2 separate regions of the Homo sapiens genome follow, and region 2 is linked to region 1. The links are chromatin loops, found by intact Hi-C in ENCODE. Cell type or tissue: heart left ventricle. All regions are shown on one strand. Links, peaks and the distances in the headings refer to the core of each region. The heading gives the core; the rest is flanking DNA.

Region 1 (8,467 bases), core at 1-8,000:
CTTTCTGAGTGCAAGCTGCACTGTGAGCTGGCTGTGGGATACTCACACATTCCCACATTCTCCTTTCTGCCACATCTCGCCCTTCTGGACCTGCACTGGGAGAAATTCAGGACAGGAGTGAACTCAAGGCCATGAACTCACTGGATTTCCATTTTTAGGCACCCATAGGGATGTTTTTAGGATGTAAGTTTCTGAGGAGAAAGCTAGCTCTAGCATGAAGCTTTTTTGGATTGGCTTCTCCATCGTGTTGGGGTAACATTTTTTTTCCAATTTTTTTTTTCCCAAAACATCGTCTCAGCTCATTTATCAAGTAGGTAAAATGAGCCTTTTGTGTACACACAGAGGCACATGTGCATGCACACACAACTTGTGAACACACATTTCTGTTAAAGAAGTTAGAAAATGAGAGATGGGTTGGGGCTTGAAGTGCATCAGAGGTATGAATGTTGTAAAACTGTCAGGAGATGTAAAATTCCTTTCTGAAGTGTCTCTTCTGTGAAAGGGTTCAGAGCAGATTTTGCTTACTATGTAGTGTTGCCCTTAAGTACAGTGGTGTAATTTTATTCAAGATTGTGCTCTTCTATCAAAAGCCTCTGGAAATAAATGTTCCGGGATCATGTTAGTGTACTCTTTATCTTTGGGGAAAGGGAGGAGGGAGAGGGACTCATTATTGTTACTATGATTTTGAGGAGTGTACTTTAAACCCTCCCCCATTAAACTATGGGATTTATTGTAATAATGATAACTGCCACCACTAATATTTATTAAGGACTTAACTGTAGGCTGAAAACCCAAGCAGCCCTATGAGGGAGGTACCAGTGTCCCCATTTTATGAAACAAAGCAGCTCTCCTGCTGCTCCTCTCCCTGCCTGTGGCCTCCATATAGAACCGCAGTAGTCAGGATCCAACACAGGGCCCTTTAGACTAGCAAAGCTGCTGAATCTTACTTAGGTAGAGGGCCGTGACCAAAAGTCAGTTCCAACATTTTGGTTTACCAACAACAGGAGTTTTTCAGCCACTCTCTCATTACATTAAGAGGAACATTCAACACAAACAAAAGGGCAACTTTTGCCCAGTAAATTAATGACTGTCACAACATGAAGTATCTGGTTAAGGCTTTGGCTCATCGTTTTGCCTTCATTTTTCCTCCCTCTCCAGCCCCAATGTACTTTACTTCTCTTCTTCACCAAAAGAGACCACTTCTGCCACTGTACTGTGGTCCCACAGGAATTTCCATGTTCCCTCCTCCTCAGGATTCCTTCCACACTTGTGCCCCATTTCTCAGGACTCTTGGAGTCTTTCCCCTCCAAATATTCTGCCCTTTCCCCATGTCCTTATCTCCTGAGCTATAGGATACTCTCCTGCCTTCCTTCACAATTGGCTCTTCCCAATACAGTTGTCCTTTGTCCCTTTCCCTGATGTCATCTTCCATATTTCTTCCATGTGGATGGAGAAACTGCTCTTGGTGCCCTGGCCTCTGGAGGTTACCTCAACTGGATCATCTCCCAGTAACAAATTACCTTCTGCAGCTGACCTGCCATAGTCACAGCCAAACCTCCAGCCTCATCACGAATCCGAGATCTTAGATCCTGAAGTCCCCACTCTCCCAGGCTCGTCTCGTACCATGACTGCTGCTGAACCAACTTGCTCTGTAATTTCCTGCCTGCTAATCCTTAGCCTTTACCCCATCACCCAAACTCTTGGTCTCCAGAATCTGCTTCTCTTCCAGTGTGGGCCCCATGGTCAGCCATCCCCATGTTCTCATTAGCATCTTCATTTTCTCTCACTCCCTTTATCTAGGCTCACTTGCCAGCCTTCGACCTACATCCTTGCACCCATCTATTATGGGTAGAATTGTGTTCCCTAAAAAAGGTAAGTTGTATCCCTAATCCCCAGTCCCTTAGAATCTGACCTTAGTTGGAAATAAGTTTGTACTGAGGTAATCAAATATAGAGTGAGATCATCAGGGTCAGCCTGATCCAATTTGGTGTTTTTTTAAAAGGGGAAATTTGCACACACAGACTCACAGAGGGAAGATGAGCATGTGACCGTACAGGCCCAGGAACACCAAGGCTTGCCAGCAAACACCAGAAGTTAGAAGGGGTAAGGACGCTTCTCCCCTAGAGCCGTCAGAGAAAGCTTGGCCCTGCAGACACCTTGATTTCTGAGTTCTAGCCTTCAGAACTGTTATTTTAAGCCACACCATTTTTGGTACTTTGTTACTGCAGCCCTAGGAAACTGATAACACCACCATTCATTTTCTCTTTGGTTCTGACTTACTAAGTGTAGATATATAAAGTCATAATATTAGGCTGATTAGATTCTTCTACAAAATTATGGCTGTTCTCTTCAACTCAATAGTCCTTCCTTTAATTGACTCTCATTTTTGCTTCCATAGCTTTTCTGTTCTGCGTTAGCTCGAAGCCCTGCCCTCAGAACTACAAGCAGATGTTCTCTCCATCATCCTTCCTACTTTCAAATAATAGGTATCCCCTCCCTCCTTTCAAAGCTTAGGCTCTTCATTTGTGACCTTGGCCCATACCTGCCCACCTGTTCTACACATTCAAGCATTCCCTTTCCGTCTTATAGCATCTCTGTTGATTTCTTCTTCTAAGTCTACAGTCTTATTCAAGACCTTATTCAACACTTTTTAACAGCAAAAAATCCTTTACCCTGCCATCAGTCAAGCTGTCATGCTATGTCTCCTTCCTTATGTCTCCAAACTTCTTGAAAGGGTATCTACACTTACTGGCTCATTGTTCATTCATTAGAGGCTGAGAATTTGGCTTATAGCTTTACCACTCTGCTGCACAACATGGTCATCAACTACAGTGATCTTTTTTTTTTTTTTTCCTTTTAAATGCTCTGCTCCATTTGGTACCACTGACCACCCCTTATAAGCTTGCTGTCTGCAGCAGACTTACTGTCTGTTCCAGCACTGCTTTCGCAAGCTCTCAAGTGTTCGGTGTATACTGTGTACAAGGCACTATACAAGTGCTATGGAGTTTACAAGGATGAATAAACTATAGATTTTACCCTCAAATAACTTAGATTCTAGTGAGGCTGGCACATCCACACCCGTCAATACACAGCTGAAAGGTGTCGTTAGACAAACAGTTAATGTATGTGGGAGTTCACAGGAAGATCACTTTAAGCCCAGTGATGGGAAAAACTCTAATGAAGGGAATTAATTGCCTGCTTTGTGCATTAATTAGTCACATATGAGTGCCTCAAGCTGCCCTGGGGTCCTCTTTCCACAGAGGCTTGTGTGATGTGTTCATGAGAAAATACTTTAAATTAAGCTAAAATGAACAATTCAGATTAAACTTGTTTTGGCCCACATCCCATACTTACCTTGGCCATAAAAAGGAAAAAAAAGCAAGGCGGTGGAAAGAAGAAAAGAAAGAAAAATGATAAGGTATTATCCTCCCCTCAGTGCTGTGTTGCCTTGGCACCCAGCCTTGCATCCTGTTTTCCGACCTTCTCGTTGGCTGTGGAATCAGGTAGGTGTGTGAGAAGATTGGTTTAGATTCTACAAGAAGTAGTCAGAGGCCTTGAAAATAAGTTGATTATACCACAGTGGCTCACACCTGTAATCCCAGTACTTTGGGAGGCCGGGCCAGAGGATCACTTGAGGTCAGGAGCTCGAGACCAGCCCGGCTAACATAGCAAAACTCTGTCTCTACTAAAAAATACAAAAATTAGCTGGGTGTGGTGGTTGGCACCTGTAATCCCAGCTATTCAGGAGGCTGAGGCAGGAGAATCGATTGAACCTGGGAGGCAGAGGTTGCAGTGAGCCAAGATTGAGCCAATGCACTCCAGCCTGGGCAACAGAGCGAGACCAAAAAAGTTGATTAAAACCTTTTTTCACACTGAAAACAATTAGTTTTGCCATTCTTTGTTGTCTTTACTTTTGTGCATCTTCCCTGAAAATATACTGCAGCATTCTACTTTTTTCTTTTTGCTGCAGGTATCTGATGAGCTTTGGGAAACTCTCTTATTTTAACCACTGAGGAAAGGAAAAGCAGCTGCTGTGGTGGAACAGAGAACTTAGAATTAGGTATGAAAAACATTTCTAGAAGCTCATTGTGTCACTTAGGCCCCCCAGGAAGCAGATCAGCATCAGAGTCAGAGGTAACAGTGAAAGCAGTTTTGGGGGGATAAAGCCTGTGAAAAATGAAAGGAGGTGGAATTGGGATTGGGTGAGGAAAGCCTTCAGGTGGAGGTCCTACATCTGCAAAAGGAAAGGAGGGAGGAAGCACCACCGCCTAGCCTCTATTGCTTGAGGGGGGAGATTTTCAACACCCATCATCCCTATTGCCAACAACACCAAGCATAACCTCCTTTTCTATTGTGAGTTCTAGTCTGCTACCAAACCTGGTGACACAGGTGCCTGCTCACCAGTGCCCTTCCCCAGTGCATTCCCAATGGCCTCGATGAGCGGCGTGCCACCTGGCCCTCGAGGGAACATAGTTCTCTGCTGGGTCTTCTGGCTTCCTGTGATATATGTATCCACTCCAGGAGGCTACCCTGAGACTTGTAATCCTTTTCTCCTGGATCTGCCAGGTCAATTCGGGTATTTCAGTGGTTCTCAGTTCAGGCTATCCCTTTCTCCAGGCTTTTTTTATGAGCCATTGTTGCAGCAAGTCTGCAACACCCCCTGGAGTGTTAAACCCCTTAAGCATTTTATGGATTCTGAATTAATTATTTAGAACTAATTGGTGAGATTGGCCCTAGACTTTAAACTCCATGAAGACAGGCACTCTGTGTGTCTTGTTCATGGTTGTGGCCCAACACACAGAACAGGCATTACCATGAGGAGGGGGCTTATAAACATTTATTGAATGAATTATTTTTTATTAGGTTAAAAGGAAAGTCCTCCAACTGAGGTATAATTCCCAGCAGAAATTCTGAGATGCTAGAAGCCGTATGTCCTAAGCTGAGGTAGTTTAATGCCAAAGAAAGCCTCTTTGGATTTCTACGAAGTGTAGTGTAAGCCAAAATTGACACCAGGAGGAAGGTTTGTGGGGAAAAAATAGGGGGGTGAGCATGGTGTATCATATCAGAATTCTCTTCTACATATGTATATCACACCTGCCTCAAAGCAGGGAGTTAGGAAGTGATGAAGCTGTAACACAAATCTTATCATTTATAGACCAATAATAAAAGCCAATGTTTATTGACCATCTATAGCCAAGTGCCATATTAAATTTTTGTATGCATGATCTTATTTAACCCACAAGAATATGCCCATTATTACAGCTCTTTCTATATACAAGATAACAAAGACTTAGAGAAGTGATTAAATGCCAGGGTTTCCCTCTGTGAATTGGAGAGCCAGGGTCAAACCCATATCTGACTCCTAAAGTGCAGTCCCAAACTCGGAAGATCACTGTCTCAGTTTAGGTTCCCCCTAAAGCAAGACAGGAGACAGAAATTGAGTGCCGGTGCATTAGTTGGAGGTGATCTTACTAAAGCAGGTGAGGGAAGGAGAAATTGAGACAGGGTAGAAAGGAGAGCCAACAAAGGGTGCATAATTGAGTGGATTGTGGAAACCAGCTCATTCTTGCTGTGGACCCTCTGAGAGACTCTGAAGAGCACACCTCAGCAGTTCCTCTGAAAGGCAAGGAAGCAGCTAAGTATTTGCCCATTCAGTCTATTCCCTCATGGGTTGGGAGCACTATAGCCTACTCCTAGTGCAGCGCCATCACACTCCCATGACCAGGAAACACCCTTGGGCAGAGACCAGGAAGAACTTAGATTCTAGTGAGGCTGGCACATTCGCACCTGTCAACACACAGTTGAAAGGTGTCGTTAGAGAAACACCATCCACTGGTGGAGAACTGTCTGCAGATGACCAGGAGTAAGCCCAGGGCAGTGGTTCTCAACCAAGAGTGATTTTGTTTCCAGGGGACGTTTGGTAATGCCAATGTATTTTTGATTAGGCTGCTATTAGCATCTGACATTTGATAATGTCAAGGTATTTTGAGGGGCTGCTATTAGCATCTCGTTCGTAGAGGTCAAGGATGCTGCTAAACATCTTACAGTGCACAGGACAGTCCCTCACAACAAGGAGCTATCTGGTCCAAGATGTTAGTAGTGCCGACGTTAGAAACCCTGGCCTAGGGTTTACAGATGGAGCATTCACAGGACTTTTTCAGGGAATGTAGATGAGACCCAACAATGATATTTGTAGCAAATAGCTCATTCACAAATGATATTTCAGGCTAGAAGAATAATAGTAGCTGTTTCTTGTCTAACTCTGAATATAAATATAAAATATGCAATGATGCAGAGTAGGCCATTATTCTTCCTAAGTAAGATCCATTAGGGAAAAGAGTAAATGGTGATTTGTATGGTTTTGCTGTCTGGTTGTAACTGGAGTAGGACTTTTGAGTTCCAAAATGTAGATGCTGTGAAGTGACCTTGCGTGAGTCAGTGGAAGGTGATTCTGCTGGCACCCTGCGCATAGGTGAGAAAGAGATGAAGTGGAAAAAGGTCTCAGAGAGCTTTGACTTTAGTGAGTCATCAAAGCAGAAAATGTGGTGTGGTTGTATTTTCATGAGCTTTTCGAATTCTGAAAATGATCAATTTTTAAAATTTTGCTTTAGGAAATGGTTGGAAAGGAGCGCTTTTCAACAAAGCAAAATTTCCTTTTATTCTAAATAACAGCCTCTTAGCTTGAAAATAACCTCTTATTCCCCATTGATTTGGCCTTTTTGCTGATACTGCATACTGCTTTGAGGATGTTATTACCTGTGTGGTAACAGGGAAATCCAAACAAACGATGGTGGCAACGCTGCTGAGGTTGTGGCAGTAACCACTAGGATCTTTGTTTAAAACAAAATCATTGCTTGAGCTGTGTGATTATTATGTACAAAAGAGAGTCCAGATCTGAGCTGGACATATTCAGAAAACAAGAAGTTTATTCTTGTAAAAAGCACCTGAAAATAAATTTCATCATGGATTTTAAATGCTGGATCAAGGACTATGATGAAGATGTATAAAAGGGGTATTATATCCTCTGATGCCCTCAGTGGTAGAATTGTTTGGTTTTTTGGCTTTTATTTCCCATGATGCTTCATCTCTGCAGAGTTCAAACTTCTAATCCTTAAAACACCCTCCAAAGTGAATATGCATATGATAGTAGGTAGAATAGACCATTAATGCCCATTACAAATGTCCTCCATTGATAGCATGCTGGGCCACTGCTGGGTATGAGTGTTTCCCAGGCTCTGGCTCATTAGTTCCCATCTTTTTTTTTTTTTTTTTTTTTTTTGAGACAGAGTCTCACTCTGTTACCCAGGCTGGATTCTCCTGCCTCAGCCTCCTGAGTGGCTGGGATTACAGGTACGCACCACCACGCCTGGTTAATTTTTGTATTTTCACTAGAGACGAGGTTTCACCACGTTGGTGAGGCTGGTCTCAAACTCCTGACCTCAAGTGATCCACCCGCCTTGGCCTCCCAAAGTGCTGGGATTACAGGTGTGAGCCACCACACTGGGCTTTGCCCCAACCTTGATCACAAAAATAATAGTCATATGGAGACCAGGAAGGTAGAGAAAAAGAGAGTGCTAGGTAAATGGTGGAGATTGCAACTTAAGATAAGGTGGTTAGGGAAGGCCTTCCTGAGAAAATGACATTTGAACAAAAACCCACATGGGTGAGATTGAAAACCGTGGAATCACCTGGAGAAAATGCATGTTGAGCAAAGGAAATAGCATAAAGGCCTTGAGATGAAAGGCTGAATGCCTGAGGAATAGCAAGGAGGCCAGTATGGCTGGAGCAGAATGTGTAAGGTGGAAAGAAGTGGGAAATGAAGTCGGAGAGAAGGGGTAGAGGAGGAATGAATTGTGTAAGCCTTCTTAGCCCATCAGTAAAGACATTGGCTTTTACTCTAAGATGAGAACTTACTCAAGAGCTTTGAGCATGGGTGGCATGATCTGACTTAACATTTTTAGAGGATTACTCTACTGTAGCTGCAACATGGAGAATAAGCTAGGAGGGCAAAGATAGGAAACCGGAAGGTCAATTAGGATGCTCCTGCAATAAACCAGGAGAGAAATGATTGACTTGGACAAGGGTAGTAACCGTGAATGTGAGGAGAAGGTATCAGACTGATATATTTTGAAGGTCAAGCCAGCAGTACTTGCCGGCCAGTTGATTTGCTGATGGGCCAAAATTTTTGGCCTGAACAACAAGAATATGTATTTGCCATTTACTGAGGTAGAAAAGCCTAGGAGAGAAGCAGTTTGCAAATGGAGATCAGGGGTTTGTTTGGGGACATGTTACATTTGGTTTAGGGTATTTTAAAGACTCCTATTGGATATCCACATGGAGATTTTAATGGGCACTGGATATATGAATTTGGAGGTAAGGGATGATGTACAGGCTGCAGATATAACTATAAAAATCATCAGTTTACACATGGCATTTAAATTCCTGAGACTGCATTAAAGCAGCATGC
Region 2 (8,470 bases), core at 210-8,209, 49 kb after region 1:
TGTGCCACCATGCCCAGCTAATTTCTTCTGTTTTTTGTAGAGATGGGGTCTCACTATGTTGCCCAGGCTGGTCTCAAACTCTTGGGCTCAAGTGATCCTCCCACCTCAGCCTCCCAAAGTGCTGGGATTACAAGTGTGAGCCACTGCAGCTGTCCTTCTTACACTGTTAAATGCCTTTTCTTTAAACTCTTGGCCCACAGATGGTCTTTCAAGACCTCGACTGCATCTTCAGGCACTATCCTTTGCTATGTTTATCTCAAAAATGTCCCCCGAAAAGCCACCATATTTGCTCATGTTTTCCTCTTTACCCTTTTTCCTTATTCTGAGCAGGGAAGACTTCAGTCTTTTCCCCCTTTCACTTTACCCTTTCCTACTCTATGTTGTCCTGACACGCAGCAGCAAGAGAAGGGTGTCACTTTTGAAGGCTTGATAAGCTACATGAACATAAAGCTTTGGATAGATATTCTAGCCCTATATATTAAACATTATTTTATGTTATTTTATTTTATTTTTGAGATGGAGTTTTGCTCTTGTTGCCCAGGCTGGAGTGCAGTGGCACGATCTCGGCTTACTGCAACCTCTGCCTCCTGGGTTCAAGCTACTTTCCTGCCTCAGCCTCCCGACTAGCTGGGATTACAGTGACCTGCTACCACATCTGGATCATTTTTTGTATTTTTAGTAGAAACAGGGTTTCACTGGTCTCGAACTCCTGACCTCAGGTGATCCACCCACCTCAGCCTCCCAGAGTGCTGGGATTACAGGCGTGAACAACCGCGTCTGGCTATATTAAACATCAAAGAGGACCACGCAACAAGGTCTTGGCAGGTTAACTGTTCTGATCACCTCTTCAGAGGCTCTGCCACAGGGGATACTGAGCCACTGTGTATGGGATAGTCCCAGCTCCTCTCGGTGGGCAGAAGGAGGAGAAATTTAATAAAAGAACTTTCTCCAACTAAACCTTTCACCACTTCTCCTTCAACCAAATCCAAACCCTGTATTTCAGCAGTAAAAGATTTATTAAAAGGCTAAATAAAACATTTAGTAAAGGGTAAATGCTTGCACGAACTATTGAGTACTCTCTTGGAAACATCATACAGAGAGCTGACCTTCTTGTAAAAGCTTCCCTTCATACCATTGTTTTTAGAGCAGATAAAGAGATGTGAAACCCAGCTTGCTGCTGACTCAGGCCTATGGAGAATCATACTTTGACGGATAGGATGCAGGCCCTTGGCTTTTAAATTAGCCATTGAGTTTTCCATTTCACCTAATAGCATTCAACTTAAAGAGCCATACTACTAAAGCTTACATGAAATAGACTGGTAATTTACAATGCTGATGTGTTCATTTAATTTCCACTAACAGGAATCTAAATTTTTAGTAAATCAGATATTCATGCCAGTTGGTCACTGCATTCATTTTTTGCCCTAGTGGGATACTTTGCTTGAAGGTTGTTTTAAATAAAGAGTGTTGTTTGGTGATAGAATTTACTGTGCCATAAAATAAGGCATCATACCTACTTAAATCTAATCCATTTCTTACATGTTCAGCTCATATTTTTATTTCCTCAGGGAGTATCTCTCTGTCCACTTCAATTCCCAGAGTTGTCTCTTATCCCCAAATTCTGGTATAGCAGTTAACAGTCTCTATACTATATAGCTCAATTAGAGGATGTACATAGTATTTATATGAGCTATTGCCTCCAACCAACTTATAAGACTCTAGTTAACAAAATGCTTTTACATACTTTCATGTACCTCTCATTGAACTTCCTGTGAAGGTGGCAATTTCTATGTAAATCTCACAAAGCCTAGATCCGAGCCTTCCACCTATAGGGATTTAGGTGATGACAATCTTTTGCAAAAAAGGACAACTAAAAATATAGATACCCATAGTTACACACAAACACTCACTCCACTTCTGAATGGGATTTAACATCATAGTGTGGGTTGAAATGTGTGTGTGATTCAATCCACACTATTATGTTAAATCCCACTCAGAGGGATTTAACAAGCAAAGTAAACAATCAAAGTGTGATTTGCTTACTTTGTCTTTAGAAGTAAGCAAATCAGGTGATCTACCTTCAGGATCTGAAAAATATACACCTGGGCCATCATTAGAAGAAACCCACTGCCATGCATAAATAATTAAAAAGAAGACATTGCCTAGCTCTTTTCAAGTGATTAGGGCCAAAAACTGCCCCAAAGTGTCAGGAGTTGTTTGTGTGTTTGGTTTTCTCACACGCGCATTGGATTTTGCCTGTGGTCATTCTGCCACCCCTTAAGATCTCTTAAGGAATTAAAATGAGGCATCGTTAGATTTCATTTTGATTTTATATTCAACGACAAGGTCTTCACAAGGTCACTATTAATGGGGTGCCACAGTATGCCCCCAAACCATATTTTTTGCTGAAGGTTGATTTCTTACCTTAACAACCTATTTTTTATTTGTTTTAAGATGAGTACCGTTGACCTCTGGGATATTATAATTGAAAGAATACATCTGCTTATTTAGGAAAATGTGATGTAGTAAACCAAAGGAATTAAGTTCTGGGCCATATATTTAATTAATGGTTTACTTAACAAACAGAGATTTGTTTCTGAGGCAATTCAACCAAATCTGGCCAATGGGCATTTTCAAGGCATTGATAAATGTACTCTGAACCAACAGACGTAGCTCTCCTGAGAAACAGGTCTGAAACCCATGACAAAGAGCAAGTCAAACAAGGTAGTCAAATAAATTCTGTCCTCTTCTATCTTCTTTTTAAAAGACTGAAATTTTAGTTTAAAATGAGTCCAAGGAGGGAGGGAAATAATCTGGGGACTTTGGGGAAAATTGCCCTTGAGCAAATCCCCAGATTTTAATTTCCATGAGAAGTAACAAGTTCTCTTAAGAAAGGCAGCATGCATAAAATCACTTTCTACATTCCTGTCTTGCATTATTCTCCATTGGGTATTTTTTATGTATTTATATACACTTGGAATATATGCAATGATCCATATGTATGCTAATCAAAGTTCTTAGAATGTATTACTCTTTGCTCTTTCGTAAATAAAATAGTATAAATTGGGAGCATATTTTGTCTCTGTAAAAATGCCAACAGGTAAGCCGGCCCTAGAGAAAAATGGACCAAATCAAGCTCTGCCAGAGCTCTGGAGTTTAACTGAAAGAAAGAACATCTGATTCCTGCCCAGAAAGCAACACTGAACACCTCATTTATTTTGGAGCAGAGGCTGTTGCTGGAGAAGCTGGAAGGTGAGATGGAGCACCCTAAGGTTGCCGAGGGCACCACTGCTCAGTGTAAACTCAGATATCTGGAAAATGCAAGGCTTCAAAGTTAAGGATTGGAAAGGCAGGAGGTGAGCAAGCCTGAGGCCCTCCTCAGCTCAGGGCCTTGGCCAAGCGACAGGAGCTGGACAGGGGCAAGAGCCAAGTGGAGGAGCAGTGCTTTCCGTGCGTCAGCTATCCCTCCAGAGGAGAGTCTAACCACATTCCCGACTCCAGTTCTCTTTATTCTCATAATTCTTAAATGACAGAAGATGATGCCTTAATGTGTTATCTACATCGTTCTGAAAAATACTTGCATTTCCTTCCGTCACATCTAATCAAATTCATTATAAAAGTTCCTGTTTCGTAACTACAAAACTGCTCTAAAGAATGTTACTTTTTTATTTAAAAAAAATGAAGGGTTACTGGGGGAAAGAAAGTCTACTTATCAATACTTCTTTTGACTCCAATGACAAAGTAAAATATATTTCTCATTTCTGGTCCATTCTCTTTCAATATAAAATGTCTGTGCACTCTTGCTTCATTAGACAAAGCATTCCTTTAATATCTTGGTCTGTTTTTATTTGATTTAAAGAATGACAGTTGCAAAAGGATATCTAACGGAACACTAGAGGTACACAGCTTGGCACATACAAAATATTCTGAATGAGTTTTCTTACAGATGGATGATTCTTTTAAGTGGGCTCAGTTGTGTGCTTTCCCCAGTTTGCATCTGAGTCTTGTGGTCAACTGAGAAGTGTCTTGTTCAGAACAGTAGTAGAGAGAGAACCAGCTCATACTGTCTTATTAATATTTTCTGGAAGCTCTGATAATTACTTTGGAGTTTCAACTTAACTTGCTAACTTTCTAGTCCTTGGGGGTAAAATTTTTGCTTCTTGTTTTAAAAAAAATCCAATTAACAAATTGCAACCTATGAGATAGATGCAGTGAAAATCAACCCAAATAGGAAATTCTGCTCAATTATTTTCCATATGACTTGCATGGACCAGGGAGGTGCTGATTTAGCAGAACGCTAAACCATGATGTAAATTTGGATCCCCTGTTTCCCTTTGTTCCTCCTCTCTCTTTTGTAATGTCTGCATTTTGGCATTTCTGCATTGCCTCTTTGGTTTCAGAGCTTTCTCACCGAGCCATTTCCCGTGGAAAAAAAAAAAAAAAAGAAGGAATATAGCAATTAGCATACATTATGTGGCTGTACCAAAAGCTATACTCACAAACATGTCTGCATGACAGACAAGTGGGCTGTGTTTCATCTTGTTTCCTGGACTGCCCCGTCCTGCCCACAGTCTGCCATTTGCCAACGGGAAGAAGCCAGCCCTTCCCTTCCTCCACCATCAGCTTTCCCAGCACTGCGCGCCAGTCAGCTTGCGAGCTCAAAGTACTACTTAATGAGTTTTTAATTCAGTTTTGACTCTGGAACCCAGCCAGCTACTGCTGCCTGGGGCTTGCATTTCCCTTTACACATCCTCGGCGAATAGTCATAAAGACAAGACGCTTCACTGTTGGATTTCTACAGGGAGGATTAGCTCGGCCTCGGGCCTCACATTATCACCAGGTCTTGCTGGCTGCAGACAAAAAAAGGGCTAAAGGGAGTTATCTCACAGAGCCAGGGGGAGAATCAGGAAGACACCTCTGAGTGCTGGGAAGCTGCTGTCTCGACCTCTCTAGGGAGTGAACACTGCTGTTATCAGTGGGCCACAGTTCAGTGAGAACTAGACTACACGGAATATTTTGGAGGCCAAATTTACATGCATTTTTACAAACAGATGCCCATCGTGTACCGGGATCCTGGAATACTCCTCTCCACCAAGGTTCCAGTGGCCACTTCTTTCTCTCCCCAGAGGCTGGAAAGGGGTCTGCACACTGCCCTTACCTCCCTGGATTCTGTTGACGATCATGAAATCAGTGCTGCTTAGGGAGGCTCTGTACAAGCCACAGAAGCTATTACTCTAGGAGAAAATGTTGAGAAAACTCTCTGAGGCTTAAAGTGCTGGGATATACCTTGTACATGATGTAGTTTCTCCTACATTTGCCAAACCACAGCTAGCATATTACAGGGTAAAATTTCAGGGCCTGGGACTTGCAGCCAGAAGACCTGGGTTTAAGTCCTCTTGCCACTAGTGTCATTTGGAGCAAGTAACACTGAGCCCTGTCTATTAAATGGGGATAATAATAATGCCTACCCTAAGAGTTGTTGTGAGGGTAGAACATGATGGGATCTCAGAGCTACTGAAATGTTTGCTATCACTAGGATTTCTCCCTTCTAGTCTATCTGGTTCTACAGTTAGGCTTTGTAGCTTGCTCTGTCACAGCACATAGCATGCTCTATCACGGTGTCTCCCAACATGCAGTACATGTTCTACTGGCAGTATGCAAGATTGGGGTGATACACTTATGAGCTTTTTCACATTTTAATAGTAATGCATATTTTATATGTAATGAATATGTTTATGGTTATATGGCACTGCTTTTTCATCTAGGGTAGTGATATAGTCCTGTTCAATAAATGGCTAAGTGAACTAATGATCATTACATCCCATCCTCTTATTTAGTGGATGGGAAAACTGAGCCCAAGAGGTCATGTGACTTGCCCAAGGTCCTGTTCCTGGTTTTTGGCCAGGAACAGGACTGTTGGTTGTTCTTGGTTCTTCCTCCTGGCCACAGACTCCTTCGGACCATTGAATCCCCTAAGTAACATCTCTATTCTATTAGCGTTTTAACCAACTGATGTACAACATTTTAAATTCCGATTTATTTTAGATTCTGGGTCTGTGGACTTGACGTATATTCTATGACTTAAGTATCTATTCATTCATTCATTGATTTGACAAATATATATTAGGAACTTCCTATATGCCAGGTCCTGGAGATAGTGGTCAGCAAGACTTCCATTCTAGTAGGGGCAGAGGAGCAAAAATAAACAAATAATTAAGACAATTATCAGACAATGATTGGCAAAGAATTAAAATATGGACATGTGAAAAAAAGCAAATTGGGTGACTATATTTTGACCAGGGGACCAAGAAAGATTAAGGTCAAGGAATCCACTACAAATTAGCTGACAAAATTACCTTTTATTTGTAAAGTGTAGGCTTCAGTGGGTCCTGTACTTTGGTTTTAGCCTTTCAAAGTTCTCATGGTATTAAAATAGCAACAGTAGGGCACTGTATCATACAAGACATATATGTCCAATTGCTAACAGGTAAACCCAGTTGAAAAGAGGGAAAAAAACAAGGAAGAAAGGAAAGAGACTCTTCCAAGAAAAATACTCATTCATGGGTAAATATCACCTATGAATAGAGATAAAACCCCCTAACAAATAAATATTAAAATTGTTTGAACAAAATACCCTTGCAAGTAAAAACACGCAGGGAAAGCAATGTTCACCCAGCGGACTGAGAGCTCTTCTGTTTAAGACCACAAGCCTTACCCTGTCCCTGAGGATATGCAGAGGAGCTGGAACTGAGGTCCCACCCACCTCAGAATGGATGTCTTAGTTAATTACTGAAGGCAACTGCGCTGGTTCCCTGGTTACCCTGCACATGATTTCCATGATCCTTTGCCACTGTCATATCAGGCATGAGCTCTACAACTCAGACAAGAAAGCTGGCACCAGCAAAGAGATGAGTTGGCAACATTACCAGGGAAACAGTTCCCATCCAGCCCATCATCAGCCCCTTTTTAAACTGTAAGAAGAGACCCAGAGAATAGCCAAATTAGTGTCATTCAATGAAGGAACCACTGCTCTTCAACTCAAGATGCCCCCAAAATTCTGATGCTAAAAATAAATTTCATACCACAGATGATGTCACCCTTGTCACAGTCCTGGCCTAGATTATCAACACCCTCACCTGAACTATGAAACAATGCCTCCTACCTTGTGAAAACCCTGGGAACCAGGTCTCTGGGATGAAATGATGCAGTCCAATTAGAAGTCTTATAGCAGGCTGGGCGTGGCAGCTCATGCCTGTAATCCCAGCAGTTTGAGAGGCCAAGACAGGAGGATCACTTGAACCCAGGAGCTCAAGACCAGCCTGGGCAACATAACAAGACTCTGCCTCTACAAAAAATTAGCCAGGTGTGGTGGTACATGTCCCAAGTACTTGTCCTAGCTACTTGGGATGTTGAGGTGGGAGGATCACTTGAGCCTGGAGGTCAAGGCTGCAGTTAGCCCTGATTGTGCCACTGTACTCCAGTCTGGGTGACAGAGCAAGACCCTGTCTCAAAAAAAAAAAAAAAAAAAAAGAAAAAAAAAAAAAGAGAGAGAGAGAAAGAAAGAAAAGAAAAAAGAAAAAAGTCATATAGCCTGTAACACAGGGTTACAGAAATATGAATTTATATGGATCTATTCCAAACCTCTGTTTTACAGATGAAGACATTAAGGTTCAGAAAGGCTAAGTGACTTGTCCGAAGTCACACAGCAAGATAATGGCAGAGCCAGGAGTAATGTGCAGGTATCCACACATTCACCCTCCCCAAAGCAAGAGGCTGAGGTTGCTCCCACAGGACCTCATGCCCTTACAGCTCTATGATCCCGACACCTCCTTCCTATATCCATACTTTATCCCACACCAAATGGAAGCATTCTATTAAATGAGCTCATCTCAAGTGGCAAAAAAAGTATCTGATTCCTAATCTAGACATGACTCAGATTCCTTATTGGAAGCACAGATGGGCTGCAAGAGAAGCAGTTTAAGCTCAATTCTTAGGTTACCTATTTGGGTCAATGATGGTAAAAGCATGGAATCTCATCCAGTTGGCTACAAATGTTGGGCTAGAGGCAATCACACATCCTCCCTTCTTTTGGAAAAGAAATAGACTAGGAAACATAACTGCCTTATTTACAAAGCTATCTAGAGTCAGAGAACTCTTCACACAGTATGTCCAGTGAGTCTTCTCTCCTTAGGTTTCTCTATATTTTTCTTTCTTTTTTTTTTTTTTTTTTTTTGAGATGGAGTCTCATTCTGTCACCCAGGCTGGAGTTCAGTGGCGTGATATTGGCTCACCACAACCTCCACCTCCCAGGTTCAAGCAATTCTCCTGCCTCAGTCTCCCAAGTAGCTGGGACTATAGGCACGCACCACCATGCCCAGCTAATTTTTGTATTTTTAGGACAGACAGGGTGTCACTATGTTGGCCAGGCTGGTCTCGATCTCCTGACTTCGTGATCTGCCCACCTCAGCCT

The links. Peaks named below come from ENCODE experiments on the same cell type or tissue, not always from the same donor. Only the 100,000 strongest peaks of a DNase experiment are listed, where the experiment ranks them.
Region 2: it touches region 1 in a loop (5-fold over the local background); 1 of 110 quality-filtered maps calls a loop at or near these places.

Annotation. Positions count from the first base shown.
Region 1 is chr5:72,211,678-72,220,144 of GRCh38, reverse strand. MRPS27 (mitochondrial ribosomal protein S27) reads left to right here. Exons shown (of 11, transcript NM_015084.3): 11 at 1-742. Among named protein-coding and RNA genes, the nearest start is that of MIR4803, 46 kb to the right of the region's middle. In heart left ventricle, for the core only: no CTCF peak of the experiment used is centred there; no DNase peak of the experiment used is centred there.
Region 2 is chr5:72,162,991-72,171,460 of GRCh38, reverse strand. All of the region lies in intron 2 of MAP1B (microtubule associated protein 1B), which reads right to left. It overlaps MIR4803 (microRNA 4803), which reads right to left and starts at 1,994; the gene lies at 1,921-1,994. In heart left ventricle, for the core only: no CTCF peak of the experiment used is centred there; DNase peaks (open chromatin) are centred at 3,410 and 4,640; H3K4me3 peaks cover 788 bases; H3K27ac peaks cover 860 bases.